Regions from separate parts of the Homo sapiens genome. Here region 2 is linked to region 1. A link is an interaction called in ENCODE POLR2A ChIA-PET data of the cell type or tissue named here. Cell type or tissue: MCF 10A. All regions are shown on one strand. Links, peaks and the distances in the headings refer to the core of each region. The heading gives the core; the rest is flanking DNA. Region 1 overlaps RERE (arginine-glutamic acid dipeptide repeats). Region 2 overlaps RERE (arginine-glutamic acid dipeptide repeats).

Evidence for each region. ChIA-PET counts read pairs that join two places held together with the same protein. Peaks named below come from ENCODE experiments on the same cell type or tissue, not always from the same donor. Only the 100,000 strongest peaks of a DNase experiment are listed, where the experiment ranks them.
Region 2: POLR2A ChIA-PET joins it to region 1 with 10 read pairs; 4 of 35 experiments call an interaction of 5 or more read pairs at or near these places.

Annotation. Positions count from the first base shown.
Region 1 is chr1:8,701,719-8,704,523 of GRCh38, forward strand. All of the region lies in intron 1 of RERE (arginine-glutamic acid dipeptide repeats), which reads right to left. Among named protein-coding and RNA genes, the nearest start is that of RERE, 110 kb to the right of the region's middle. RefSeq lists a silencer at 1,316-1,935. In MCF 10A, for the core only: no CTCF peak of the experiment used is centred there; a DNase peak (open chromatin) is centred at 1,783.
Region 2 is chr1:8,553,845-8,556,649 of GRCh38, forward strand. It overlaps RERE (arginine-glutamic acid dipeptide repeats), which reads right to left. Exons shown (of 23, transcript NM_001042681.2): 6 at 2,631-2,727. Among named protein-coding and RNA genes, the nearest start is that of SNORD128, 60 kb to the left of the region's middle. In MCF 10A, for the core only: no CTCF peak of the experiment used is centred there; a DNase peak (open chromatin) is centred at 1,537.

The DNA of each region.
Region 1 (2,805 bases), core at 259-2,758:
GGACTGAAAAACCATCTTTCACTGGTCCCAGGGATCTTTATAAAATAGTTTAAACACTACTAAATTACAGAGTTAGAAAAAAAAAATACAAGCTCAACTCTGCTGCCCCCACACTATTGTGAAGCTGCTGTTAAGCATCTAAAAATCTGCCTTGTGTAATTTACTAGGCAATGTAAATATTCAGAAAGGCAACTGCCTCTCAGAGCCCAAGTCTAACACATGCATAAAAATGTAGAGTTGGTTGTGCTTCTGGAAATAATTGCCCACAGATCAACGTGCTTACATGGGATATTGTTCCCATCTGTAAGGTTTCAAATCATGTCTACTTTAAATTTGGAGTTTCCAGAAAGAGGAAAAAAAAAAAAAAGCCAGAACTCAAAACAGTAATTTTGGCACAGAATTGTGAGGACTTTGTTAAATCTGTTCTCAACTTTTACTCAGTGTCTCAATCTTAAAACACAGAGGCACAAAGGGAAAATGGAATTTCTCTGTAGACACCCGTGTTCATTCACAGACCATTTTTTAGATTTTCCGTGTGGCTGAGAGGCCTCCAGCCAAACAATGCCCACAGAGCGCGGGGCACATGTGCGCCAGGGACGCTTAAGGGCTGCAAGTAAAACAAAGTAACCTATTACAGGAGTTTCCTTCTCAGCAAACAAAAAGTGGTCAAGCAGGTCTCCCTACAGTTTCAGAAAACAAGAGTTGAGTAAACAAGAGAGGAGAAACAAGGAAGACAGCATCCCACACTAAAAAATTCTTTTAACAATTTAAACGTAAAACAATCGTCAAGAGTACCTCCGCATTTTAGCTACTCTGGCAAAATAACAGTAGTTCGGTCCAAGAAGAAAATTTCATTTGTCACTTAAGTAGCCTCAAATCAAGTCCATCAAATTCATTTTATTTTTAAACTTGTTTATTCCACAGTAAAGCAATGAAGTTTCTGATCAAAGAGCGACTTCTGCATTATACTCGGCTTCAAAAGCACTTTCCTTTCAGAAGAAAAAAATAAAAATATATACATATACATGTATTTTTAAATAGTGTTTTCTCTCCCCCCTCAAAAAAATGTTTTCTGTTCGATTTAATTAACTGAGATTTCAAGAGTTTGGGGCTACTTAAAAACTAGTGAGCCCAACAGAAATGCAATGGGACACGGCAAATACTGACTCCCCGTTCCTGGAAAGCCATCATCATTCTTAGGAACACCCGAGTTCCATCTTTCTAGGGTCGGCTGGAACACTCCGTGCACCCACCCCGAGCCCCCCGCCCGCACTTGTCCAACTTTCTGGCCCGAGATTCGCGTCCCCCTCGACGCACGAGGCCGCCGGCCACTTGCCTGCGGCCCGCTGGCGGCGAGAGCTGAGCCCGCGGGCCTGGTCCTCCTCCTCCGGCGCAGGGCCCCGCCAACTCCGGACCCGCGGAAAGGGGCGGCGCAGGCGGGCAGGTGGGGGCCCGGGGAGTGAAGTGCACTTGCTAAAACAAAAGGAGGCCTGAGCGGCCGCAGGGCACCGCGGCGCGGGCGCAGGTCCCGGCGGCTTGGCGGCTCCGGGAGGCGGTGGCCGCGCGGGGCCCCGCCCGCGGCTAGGGAGGCGGCCGCCCTGGCCCGAGCCTGCTGCCCACGGCCGCGGCACTCAGCTCGCACTCCTTCAGCCCGGGAGGCCGGGCCAGCACTGCCACATGCCGGTGACCCAGACGCCGGGAGAGAAAGAGCAGACTCCCCGCGACGGCGGCGGCCGGCAAAACCCGGGCTGGAGCCCAGCCCGCTCCGCGCGCACCCCTGCTGGCCGCCGCCGCGGGCGCGCGCACACACAATGCCAGCTGCAATTTTATCTCCTTCGTTGCTTGGCCAGCCTCCACCCGCTCCAATCCTCCCTCCCCTCCGACAGCCGGAACTGGGAGCCTGCGTGATTGATGGCAGCTCTTAATAGCGTGGTCAGCTAGAAAATGCATCTGCAAGCAAGATATTAAAGAGGCAGCGCATCCCTGTGAGTGATCAGCATTTCACACATCCTAGAGCTGCCTCTGCTTCTGCCAGGAATATTAATGCCAACCACCTCTGACGTCTAATAAATGCAGATGAAACAACCAACAATCACAGACAAGCTAAACATTTATTTCAAAGATGCACCGGGAGAAAGCAGCATTGTTTCGTGTCAAAGAACACTTCTGACCCCAGTTTTCCTTACACATTAAGAATTCTCTGCAAGCCATTTGTTTAAAAATCTCACCAATCCCTTTTCCACAAGTAAATAAAGATCCATCTGTTAGACAAGACATAGCTTAAATTGTGCATGATTGAAATTCATCTAATAAGGAAGCAAAATAAGTGCACATTCCTTACCATGTGGCTTTAAATAAACATATAACCTACCAGCTACCAGATTCCAAACTCCCTCATTAATTCAATTTTTATGTGAATCTTAACAGATTACCAACTGTTAATTTCAAACTAATTTCTTACCCACCCACAATTAATTCTGGTAAAAAATATATATATCAACTTGCTAAATTTTATTAAAATTAAAGTACATTTAAAGCATGTATTCTCTAGTGGTGATAGCCAAGATCATTTTGTCCTCCCAAAGACATTGTATAGGAATTTTTTAAATGTATTCCTATAAAATACAAATTCTAACTATTAAGTTCACTCAGTGTCAACCCAAATTAGAAAGGTACAAGCTGAAAATTTAAATGATTACTTCTGGTATCTTCACTATTACACCTTTCCCCTTCCAGGCAAGTTTCATGGAACTCTCAAATAGCTTCATAAATGTTAATTAGACTTTCCAAGGCCCTATAAAGTGG
Region 2 (2,805 bases), core at 129-2,628, 150 kb before region 1:
TGGAATTATTTAGGATAACTTGTTCTTCTAAAAATGCTAAAGATAAAAATGGGCCAGACGTGGTGGCTCATGCCTGTAATCCCAGCACTTTGGGAGGCTGAGGTGGGTGATCACTTGAGGTCAGGAGTTCAAGACCAGCCTGGCCAAGATGGTGAAACCCTGTCTCTACTAAAAATACAAAAATTAGCTGGGCATCGTGGCACATGCCTGTAGTCCCAGCTACTCGGGAGACTGAGGTAGGAGAATGAATCACTTGAACCCAGGAGGCGGAGGTTGCAGTAAAGTGAGCCAAGATCAAGCCACTGAGCTCCAGCCTGGGTGACAGAGCAACACCCCGTCTCAGAAAAAAAGATTCTACAAATCTCAATACCAATGATAAGTACTCAAATATGTTGATTTTAAGCATTTATGTCAAAACATGTTGAATACAGTTACATATCTCACATATTTGTTCAACTGAAACTCTAAATCGATTAAAATCTTTTCCCTCAACCCGTGAGACAAGACGGAAACAGGAAGGAAAGAGTATGCAAACCAGTGTAAGAAGTATTCCAGGATTTGGCTGAGTGCGGTGGTTCACACTTGCAATCCCAGCACTTTGGGAGGTCAAAGTGGGTGGATTGCTTAAGTTTAGGAGTTCAAGACCAGCCTGGGCAAGATGGTAAAAGCTCATCTCTATGAAAAATACAAAAATTAGCCAGGTGTGGTGGTGCACACCTGTAGTCCCAGCTACTTGGGGAGGTAGGATTGCCTGAGCCCAGGAGTTTGAGGCTGCAGTGAGCCATAATCTCACCACTGCACTCCAGGCTGGACAACAGAGCGAGATCCTGTCTCAAAAAAAAAAAAAAAAAAAAGACAAGAAATATTCCAGGATTAAGTCATCGGTCCCAGCTAACAATATTCCAGGATTAAGTCACCGGTCCCAGGTAACAATATTCCAGGATTAAGTCACCGGTCCCAGCTAACAATATTCCAGGATTAAGTCACCAGTCCCAGCTAACAATATTCCAGGATTAAGTCACTGGTCCCAGCTAACAATATTCCAGGATTAAGTCACTGGTCCCAGGTAACAATTTAACTGTTCCATCAATATAATCAACCCTGCATTAACTTCCTTTGTTCAGCAAGTGAGCTTAAGCTTGGAAAGCCAATCTTAAAAGTCACACAAAGCTTGTGGAAGTTCACAAGAAGTTTATAAAACACTGAGAAACTCTCTAAATTCATCTAAATTCCTGTAAGAAGTCAAACCTAACTACATCCATGCCATACCCCACAGCAGAGTTGGCAAACTATGGCCAGAAAAGCCATATCTGGCACACCGCCTGCTTCCTGTGGCCTGAGAGAAGAGTTTTCCCATTTTTAAATGGCTGAAAAAGAAAGCAAAAGAAGAATATTTCCTGACACATGAAAATTAAATGAAACTCAAATTTCAATATCCATCAAGTTTTACTGCAGCCCAGCCACTTCATTTATTTCCATGTTGTCTATTGCTTTTATGCCACAATGGCTGAGCTGAGTCACTGCAACAGATACCATGTGAAACATCAGCTGACCCGAAAAGCTTGCCAAAGCCTGCCCTAAAGTTGCTACTAATTTACCTTGAAATAACTGACTTTAGCTATGTAGCTTTGCAAAAAAGACTCCAGGTGGTTTTCCTGAATACCATCTGAGCATCAGAATGGAGAAATTATTGTAACTCATTGTAGTTTTAAGATAAAAGCTACCAAAATCCTAGTATTTTGTTAAAACCATATTACAGTACTTAACAAAAAAAAAGTAGTCTTTCACCACTTTATTTCCAGTGAGGAAAGGGTTTTAAGAATATCAGTAGTCTTACTTCCTATACCACTTAAAAGGCACAAAGTCAGCCATACACACACAAAATGAGCCATTATGGGCATCCTTTTCTTGAAAGAGACAGAAAATACCCAAAGATGCAAATGTCATGGTCATTTTTTTGACATAATTTCTGAAGACATTATGACTGGCTGGAATGTTACCTTCTGCCTCAGAATGAAATCTTCAATATCTTTCTACCCATCTCCTCCCCCTGCCAATGAAGCTGTATAGTAGGAAATTTTTCAGACATACAGAAAATGGAAGAATAGTTCAATGAAAATCTCTATAAATTTTGCCTGGGTTCTCAAGTAATTACACGCTGCCATATCTGCTTCATCCATTTCTCTGTCTTTTCTAGTGGCAGGAATTAAATCTTTAGAAAGTAAACTGCAGACCATCAGAACACTTTTTCCCACCTCAGCTTCCCAAAATGCCAGGATTACAGATGTGAGCCACCACACCTGGCCCATCGGAACATTTCACCCACATACTTCAGCAAACAATACCAGGATAATAATTTCCAAGGAAATGAAGATACAATAATATAGAAACAGCATTAAAAAGTAAATTATCAAAAAAAAAAAAGAGAGAGAGAAGTAAAGCTAGATTAGTGAAGACACGGAGAACCTCTGCAATCTCAACAATCCAGAGCGGACACTGGCATGTTCACTGAGGCCAAAAGAGGAGTCTGATTAATACAGTGACTACTAAAAGATCAGGAGAAATTACTCTCCACCTCCTGCACTCAGTGACTCCTCCTTCACATGGAAGAGCACGTCTCCAGTACTTACCTAAGGGCAGCAGCATGGTAAGTGTCAACGTAATCAGAAATGAAGAGCTCTCGGTTCTTGATAACTGGGTCTGTAATGACAAGTTCTCTTCCAGAGTCTGTCAAAAAATTAATTAAGACGACATTAAAACTGAGTTTCCCAAAACAAGTAAAAAAAATTTGTAAAACTTTTCTTT